Linked DNA regions of Homo sapiens: region 2 is linked to region 1. Evidence: read pairs that join two places in POLR2A ChIA-PET (ENCODE). Cell type or tissue: A673. All regions are shown on one strand. Each heading gives the region's core, and the rest is flanking DNA. Links, peaks and the distances in the headings are about the cores only. Region 1 overlaps ROR1 (receptor tyrosine kinase like orphan receptor 1). Region 2 overlaps ROR1 (receptor tyrosine kinase like orphan receptor 1).

The links. Peaks named below come from ENCODE experiments on the same cell type or tissue, not always from the same donor. Only the 100,000 strongest peaks of a DNase experiment are listed, where the experiment ranks them.
Region 2: POLR2A ChIA-PET joins it to region 1 with 8 read pairs; 4 of 35 experiments call an interaction of 5 or more read pairs at or near these places.

Annotation. Positions count from the first base shown.
Region 1 is chr1:63,785,471-63,789,863 of GRCh38, forward strand. The region is part of intron 1 of ROR1 (receptor tyrosine kinase like orphan receptor 1); the gene reads left to right. It also overlaps the pseudogene RPL19P3. Among named protein-coding and RNA genes, the nearest start is that of ROR1, 14 kb to the left of the region's middle. In A673, for the core only: no CTCF peak of the experiment used is centred there; DNase peaks (open chromatin) are centred at 1,891 and 2,591; H3K27ac peaks cover 1,877 bases.
Region 2 is chr1:63,891,317-63,895,709 of GRCh38, forward strand. The region is part of intron 1 of ROR1 (receptor tyrosine kinase like orphan receptor 1); the gene reads left to right. Among named protein-coding and RNA genes, the nearest start is that of ROR1, 120 kb to the left of the region's middle. RefSeq lists a silencer at 1,825-1,994. In A673, for the core only: no CTCF peak of the experiment used is centred there; a DNase peak (open chromatin) is centred at 1,945.

The DNA.
Region 1 (4,393 bases), core at 226-4,225:
ACAAGCAGCAACTATATATATATATATTTTATTTATTTATTTATTTATTTATTTATTTAATTTTTTTTTTGAGACGGAGTCTCACTCTGTGGCCCAAGCTGGAGTGCAGTGGCACGATCTCAGCTCACTGCAACTTCTGCCTCCTGGGTTTTTTAAGTGATTCTGCTGGCTCAGCCTCCCGAGCAGCTTGGATTACAGGCGCCTGCCACCACGCCCGGCTAATTTTTGTATTTTTAGTAGAGACAGGGTTTCACCATGTTGGCCAGGCTGGTCTTGAACTCCTGACCTCAAGTGATCTGCCCCGCTCAGCTTCCCAAAGTGCTGGGATTACAGGCGTAAGCCACCGCGCCCGGCCTACGCAGCAACAATTTTCGATGATGTTCTTAATCCACCAGTGATTTAAACCTCTTTTTCTCTGTGCGGCTCATAGCGCTTTGCCCACTCACATCTGGTGTCCCTAAGTCAAAGCATTGAAAACTTTGCCTGTGACCAGGTAGTCTTCAGTGGGTTAGAGTCTGCTGTCAGGGCCTCCCAGGGGACACGTGATAACTAATGTCCTTTTTCCCCACTGAGGAAGGGGGGAGCTGAACTGAGCATGTCCAGTCTGTGCTACCCAGCTCATCCCTAAGTTGCTGCCTAGGACTGTGCTCCGGGCCTCTGCAAGGAGGAGTTAGTAAAGGTGCAGAGAAAGTCCAGGACTTAACACTGATTAGTCTTCCTCCCCAGAAAGAAAGCACCTGGCACAGGGAATAAAGCATTTCCCCCCTTACGCTGGCTACAACTTGATTTTTTTTTTTTTTTTTTTTTTTTTTTTTTTTTTGAGACAGAGTCTCGCTCTGTCGCCCAGGCTGGAGTGCAGTGGCACAATCTCTGCTCACTGCAAGCTCCGCCTCCCGGGTTCACGCCATTCTCCTGCCTCAGCCTCCTCAGTAGCTGGGACTACAGGCACCCGCCACCACGGCCAGCTAATTTTTTGTATTTTTAATAGAGACGGGGTTTCACCGTGTTAGCCAGGATGGTCTCGATCTCCTGACCCCGTGATCCTCCCGCCTCGGCCTCCCAGAGTGCTGGGATTACAGGCGTGAGCCACCGCGCCTGGCCTTTTTTTTTTTTTTTTTTTTTAAGGAGCAATTGTCAGATTTGATGGTTGTGTTGGGGTTAAAACTATGTAGATAAGGTGGTCAAAACCTTTTAGAAATAATCCTCCCACATCTTTCCTGAGGGCTTAGGTTTAGAAAGTTTCTTAGCCATCCCAGGATGTGGGTGAAAGTGGCTTCCCCCAGACTCATCAAATACACAGAGCAATTGATCTGAGTGCTGGTGGATGGGAGGGAAGGAAAGGAGGGGCCCAAGAGGCGCAGCTCCACCTGCCCGAGGGAGACGTCCTGTGTAAACTAACAAGAAGTCACTGGTGCTTCGGTTTGGTTAAATACTGATTTAGCAACTGAAAGGGATGCAGGAGAAATATGGCAATATCCTCTCCAGTAAGAAGTTTACTGTTTTTGTTAGGGAGGCAAGACTGATACACCCCAAACGGTATGGGAATAATGAATTGATCCAAATGTCAGTGGCCTGCCCTTGGTTTAGGGCCCTTTGCCTATCTTGAAGCCTCCAGGAATTTCTACCCTCACACCGGCCTACCTCCCTGGCATATCCAGCTCAGACTCTTTCCTCTTTTCATTTCTTCTTGCTGAATTCTTGTTCTTCAAACTGTATTGCATCCACATCCAGGAAGGCACCCTGGCCTGTTTCAGCCTGTCAGTCCTTCTTTTGTCGTCTCACCTTCCACCAGTATTCTCACATAGGCCGTCTAAATCACACCTGCTTATGCTGATTTAGCCCAACACCTTTGCAATAATTGTCACTGTCAAGTATTAAGCATTGACTGTGGACCCAGCACCTGGCAAGGCATTTTGTATTTTGTAGTGGAATCATATTATTTTCTCCCTGTAGAACTATTGCCTTTCTTTCCTTCCTTCCTTCCTTCCTTCCTTCCTTCCTTCCTTCCTTCCTGCCTTCCTGCCTTCCTGACTTCCTTTCTTTCCTTCCTTCTCTTTTTTTTTTTTTTCTTTTTTGATGGAGTTTCACTCTTGTTGCCCAAGCTGGAGTGCAATGGTGCGATCTCAGCTCACTACAACCTCCGCCTCCCAGGTTCAAGCAATTCTCCAGCCTCAGCCTCCTGAGTAGCTGGAATTACAGGCACCTGCCACCATGCTTGCCTAATTTTTGTATATTTAGTAGAGACGGGTTTTGCCATGTTGGCCAGGCTGGTCTCAAAATCCTGGCCTCAAGTGATCCACCCACCTTGGCCTCCTAAAATGTTGGGATTACAGGCATAAGCCACTGCACCCGGCCTATCGCCCTGATTTCAATCCCTCATCTGTCACTCCCTCATTCTGGGAAATGCCCCTTCATCAGTTTCAAAAGGAACTAATCATAGTCTTTCCTTGGGATTTAGGGGCAGCCCTTCTGGGATGGGGAAGCTGAGAGATGCCCTTGGTCATGTCTGAGCCCAGGAAAGAAGCTGGTGTGTAGGAGAGAATGACTTCATATCCAGAGCAGGCACTCCTGAGAGGCAGAAGAGGTCTGACAGCCTGCCAATCTCTTTTCCACCTCCCTGGGGTTTCCTTATCTGAGCCAGTAGACGCTGCTTTCATGAGGTTATTGTGTTCCTACAATGCACACAGCCTCACCTCACTAATCCTCATAACAAAATGAAGTGGGTGTTATCCTTTTTTTAAAGCTAAGAGGAAGCAGTTTGATTGCTTTTTCTGATGAGAACATTTATATCCATTAAAAGCAAATTCAGAAATGTATAATGAAAACAAATTTCACCCATTATCCTACCATTCAGAGATAACTTCTGATTGTGTTTATACACGTGGATTTATAAAAGGAGGTTATGCTTTTATTCCCAAAAGAAAACTGAGGCTCAGAGATGTTAAGTAACTCCTCTAGGGTCAAAACCAGTGCAAATCACTAAAACGTGTTGACTGTCTGTTAAATTCAATGTAATTAAGTGCCACAGGGAGTTACAGGCAGTAGGTTTTGTGGATCAAGAAGGAAAGAGGCCGGCATTGATTGGAATTACTGGGAGGGTTTTCTGAAGGAGGTGGGGCTTGACAGAGTGATCTAATATATATATTATATGTTATATATATATATATATTTTAAGGCTTGTTTTATTTTAATGGCTGATCTATATAATCACAGAAGCCAGTATGTACAGACAAAGTGGAAGTTTTTATTTCCTTGTCTCTTCCTCCTTGGACAAGGTCTTGATGATTTCCTCCTTCTTGACCTGGAGGCACTCTTTATGGCGCTTGCATGCTTCCTTGGTCTTAGACCTCTGGGCCTCAACCTGGTTAGCCAGGAGCTTCATGCGAGCCTTATCTGCCTTCAGCTTGTGGATGTGTTCCATGAGAATCGCTTGTTTTTGAACACGTTCCCCTTAACCTTCAGGTACAGGCTGTGATACATGAGGTGATCAATCTTCTTAGATATGCGGTATCTTCTGAGCAGCCAGCACAGAATCCTCATTCTCCTCATCCACGTGACCTTCTCTGGCATCCGGGCATTGGTTGTACCCTTTCGCTTACCTATGCCCATGTGCCTGCCCTTCCGGTAGGCCAAGGTGTTTTCCTGGCATCGAGCCTGGGAATGGACAGTCATTGGCTTGCGGATCATCAGCCCATCTTTGATCAGCTTCCAGATCTGCTGACAGGAGTTGGCATTGGAGATTTCATTGGTTTCATTGGGGTCCAACCAGACCTTCTTCTTGCCACAGGGGAGGACCCTAGAGGCAAGCCTCTTCTGAAGCCTGAGCATACTCATGGCTGTGACCATAGCAGTGAAAGGTGAGTGATCTAATATTGACTTGATTCCTCCCATTAAGTGGCCTCTGAGTGGGCAAAGCCAGTGAATGGGGACACCTGAGCACTGCCTGCTGTCGGGACTGGGCACTGCCTAAGACAATGATTACTTTTGAGCTTTTCTGAAGTGAAAATAAGTCAATGTGAACATGGCAAAGAGGGACAGAGGAAGAGACTTATGGTATCTAGAAGGAAGTTGGCAGGTAACAGGGTGCCAGGAAATTAAGACCTAAAGAAATAGAGTGGAGGAGAAGGAGGGTGGGGGCACAACAGTGGATTGTGGTTTTGCATTTGAATCAGGAGGAGGAAAAAAACACCCATCCTTCCTCTCCTTTTTTTTTTTTTTTTTTTTTTGTCTTTAAACAGGCACTGTCACTCTCTTTTGGGATTACTTATTTATATGTTTGTCTCTCCCTCTGCACTGTGAGATCTGGGTGAGGAGGAATGGTGTTTAATTTTCATGCATATCTTCAGTGTTCAGCACATTAAGCCTGGCACAAATCAAAGAGACACTCATTAAA
Region 2 (4,393 bases), core at 205-4,204, 110 kb after region 1:
AGAGGGATGTGAAAATATTTCAGAAATATTATTTCATGCCTCCTGACTACAGGATGGTGGTGAGGACTCCTTTGTCTGAGGCACTTAGAGCTGTTGAAGGTGTGTTGCCTGGAAATGCACCTCATGGGAAGACTTGCAGGTGTGAGCGGTTGCCTAGGAATGTCATTTCAGGATTGGTAAGTGTGATGTTAATTTTAGGTGTCAACTTGACTAGGCTAAGGGAGGCCCAGGTAACTGGTAAAGCATTATTTCTGGGTGTGCCTGTGAAGATTTCCAGAAGAAATTAGCATTTGAATCAGTAGACTGAGTACAGAATATCTGCCCTCAGATATTCATGCCTCGAGTATGCATCATCCAATCTGCAGAGGGCCCGGTAGAACAGAAAGATGGAAGATGGGTGAATTTGATGTCACCTTGAGCTAGGACACTTATCTTCTTCTGTCTGTGGACATCAAAGATCCTAGTTCTTGGGCCTTTGGACGCTGGGACTTACACCTGTGCTACCCTAATCCTGGTTCTCAGACCTTTGGACTCAGACTACATTATACCACTGACTTTCTGGTTCTCTCACTTGGCTTTTGGAGATGGCATATTGTCGGATTGCTCAGCCTCCATGATTGTATGACCCAACCCCCATAATGAATTTCTACATATATATATCTTCTTGGTTCTGGTTCACTGGAGAACTCTAATTCAGCAAGTCAAAGGAGGAAAGTATATTCACCTTTAGTTTGTCCCTACTACTTAGTGATTTTATTCACTTCTACTTTAATTCAATAAGCATTCATTAATTCACTTCTAATGGACCATGAATAGTGCTAGGTGCTGGAAATGCAAAGATTAATGGACTATGATTAAGACACAGTTCATTTCCTTGAATCTCACAATTGAATAGGGGAAAAGGTACAAGGAACGGTTATACTATGGTGCAAAGATAGATGTGTACGGGGGAGCTGGGCACTTCGCTGCATCTGGGAGGGCAGAGGAGGCTCTGAAGGAGATGATAACAAATTGGATCTGAAAAGATGAGTTAAGAATCTGTCTGACCCAGAGGTTTCATGGGTCTTTAAGCACATTAAGGAGACTTGAGTGTGGTTTATAAGGTATGATTTGTACAAAAAGCACAAATCATATTCCTGTAAACACTTGAAAGTATCACAGTTTCACATCCATGTAGTGAGCTGTAACTATGTTTATTGTATATTTATTGTCTATTTTACAGATGTGAAAGCCTGAGAAGGCAGATAGATAAATGTTACTTGCCCTAGGTCACCAACCAGTGATTAGCCACTGAGGACTGAAACCCAGTATTTTTTTTCTTACAGTAAAACCCATGCTTATGGAAGTCCATACTGGACAGCAGTCTTGGGTTTGGCTAAGCTCTGCCACCACTAATGAGCCCTGTAAACTCGGACAAGTTGCCAACCTTCTCTAAACTTAGGCTTTCTCATCTGCAGAGTGGAGGGAGTAGGACTTGAGGCCCTTCTAGCTATGCAGTCTGTGATTTCTAGAGACAGAACAGGGAAGGGCAATAGGGGTGACAGGAGAGACCAGAAGCTGCCGTCACAAAGACTAGCTTTATGGCAAGCCTGTTTCCCAAAAGCACAGGCCCTTCAGTGGCCAGTGAAACTGATGTGTTTGGATTTATCAAGTAGCTTTGCCAAGGACCAGCTGGCAGAAGAAAGCAAAAAGCAGCACGGCAGATTTAAAGATGAGTTCATTTCTATGGTGTCAGCCGCAGAGGGTGCGGTTTCCCTGTCTCTAGAGTGGTGGACACAGTCTACCACTGTGTTTCTTCGAGGGGAGATTGTGCATGTTTCTTCGAGGGGAGATTGACTGTGTGCTTAGGCAGTAAACATCTTCTGGGCACAGTGTCACTGGGAGGATTTTTGTATTGAGAGGGCAGTGAGGCGTGAAACCTCAGACTCCTGTGGTACTTCCTGCTACCCAGTGATGTCAGAGGCTTGCTGCTCACAGTCCCCAGCTTAGGGCCCTGTTTCTCCAGCTCTCTGCTTACATCATGTGGGAGAGGAGCAGCAGCCATGAGAAAACCTAGCTCCTGGAAGTGCAGAGATAGAGACTGGGATAAAAGAGGGGGGTAAAAAAAGAATTCATTAAATTTGGCCTTGAAGATGGTTATTTACTTGTTTGCTGTGCTTGCTAATATGCCATATGAATAGAAAAGAGGCTGATTTTTGATGACACCATTTCAAGAGTATCCTTCATGATGTCCAGGTTAAAAGGTTTTTGTGGGTTTCTTAATTTTGTTGTTTACTGACTGGGCGTGGACATATGGACTCTTATTTTTTTTCTGGTTGCCTTTGCTACATTTACAGGCTTCCGTGTTTCTAAGAAACGAAGCAGCTGTCTTTTCATCAATTAATGGTATCAAAAGTATCGGTAATCTCTGGATGGTGCTATACAAAGTGGGTCAAGAGATATACAGTGGTCCCCCCTTATCTGTGTCCTGGGAATATGTTCCAGGATTCTTGGTAGATGCCTAAACTGCAGATAGTACCAAATTCTATATATACTAAACATGAATTTCTTTTTCCTTTTTTACAATTTCATGCATAGAAGATTCATTTTTACTGTAGATCTTAGTGACCTCAGCATACGATTTTTTTCTTTCCTCATTAAGTCAAGATCTTTTTCACCTTTTCACTTCAATCTTTTACCTTATCACTTTATAGTTTATTGGCAAATCCAAATGCCAGCATCACTACTCTTGTGCTTTTGGACTCTTAGTAAGTAAAATTAAGGTTACTTGAACATAAGTGCGTGATATTGTGGCAGTCGATCTGATCACCAAGACAGCTACTAAGTGACTCATGGGCAGGTAGCATAGAAAGTGGGAATATGCTGGACAAAGGGGTGACTCACATTCTGGGCAGGATGGAGCAGGATGGCCCAAGATTTCATTATGCTACTGAGAATGGTGTATAATTTAAAACTTACGAATTATTTCTGCAATTTTCCATTCCATATTTTCAGACCATGGTACCTTGGGTAACTAAAACCATGGAAACCAAAACTACAGATAAGGGGGGAGACTACTATATTCTAAAAGTTTATAAGAGAAAGCAATTTGATGGTGATATCAAATGCCATTGCATTGATCTCTGCAAAAACCCTTCCCATTCATTAATGCATTCCTCATACATAGACATATAGCCTCCCATCATCTTCACACACCACAGACACCTTACATTTGTGCACTTGATTTTTGTGAAGCTGATGTTTATACTGATCATGTTCAGGATGGGGCTCCTGTAGCACAGGGGAGGTTTTTGGGACAGGTGGGTAAGAGAAATATAAGGAAGGAAGAGCAAAAAGGACTTGATTCTTTATTGTTTATACACCAAAACCACTGCCTTATGCATAATCCCTCCTTCTGGGCACTGGGTAGTGAGTTGGCAAAGTGAGAAAGACGAAACTGGTAGTTACAAATATTCTACAAATTGTTAGAATAAACACTGGTTTTCATTTGAGTTGGCCATTAGGTTGGAATCTGCTTGGCCAAAAGGTCAAAACCCTTTCTTTGGCAAGAGTGATGCATCTTAAGTGTACTTTATTTTGCCAAGTAGACTAAAGACCTTCAAATCTTTGACAGAGGTGTGGGAAATCCTACAGCACATGTTTTCTCTCAGTCTAGAAAAACTCCTGGACGTGGATTACAGGAGCTTTTAGATCTTAGAATGCTCTTTATAAAACATATTTGGATGACACATGACATGGAGAAAGTTATGGCATGCTTGTGTTTTATGTAAGTATGTGATTTGATCAGGGCTTAGAAAAGTTTATCAAGCTTTTTAGATATAATTTTGTAATCTCTCAAGATAGAGATGGCATTTAATGGCGGGATAGTTGGCCAATAAAGGTCACTGGACAATTTAACAGAATGTTGCATTCTTGTAATATATTCTTGTTCTTCTTTGAACACAGGACTATTACTCAGATTTAGAAATACTAGTTATCTGCATTTTTCTTCATTGTCTCTGTTAGACAGTGGGATATAGTATTGTCTTTAGTTTGGCTACACTGCTGGGCTTGAAACTGTGGGTAAAGGCTAACACTCACTTAAGAAAATAAACCATGTATCTTGGTTTCATGAAGAAGATGGTTAGACCTGAGAAAGAGGATGATCTCTGTTGACCAAGGTGGAATTTGAAGTGGAGGTAGTGTGAAGTCAGGGTGAGGTTTTGGCATGTTTAGTCTCCCAGACAGAAAAGATGAAGGCCAAGAATTGATATTCACACATCTCGATTAGGTACCTGGCATATCATTAGCCTTTCTTGAAGTCATTGATTCACAGACTGGGCTGATAGTGAATTTTGAGGTGCTCTGTCAATCTCTTCTCCCTGTCATTTTCCCACGAAGGAACCAAGTCTCA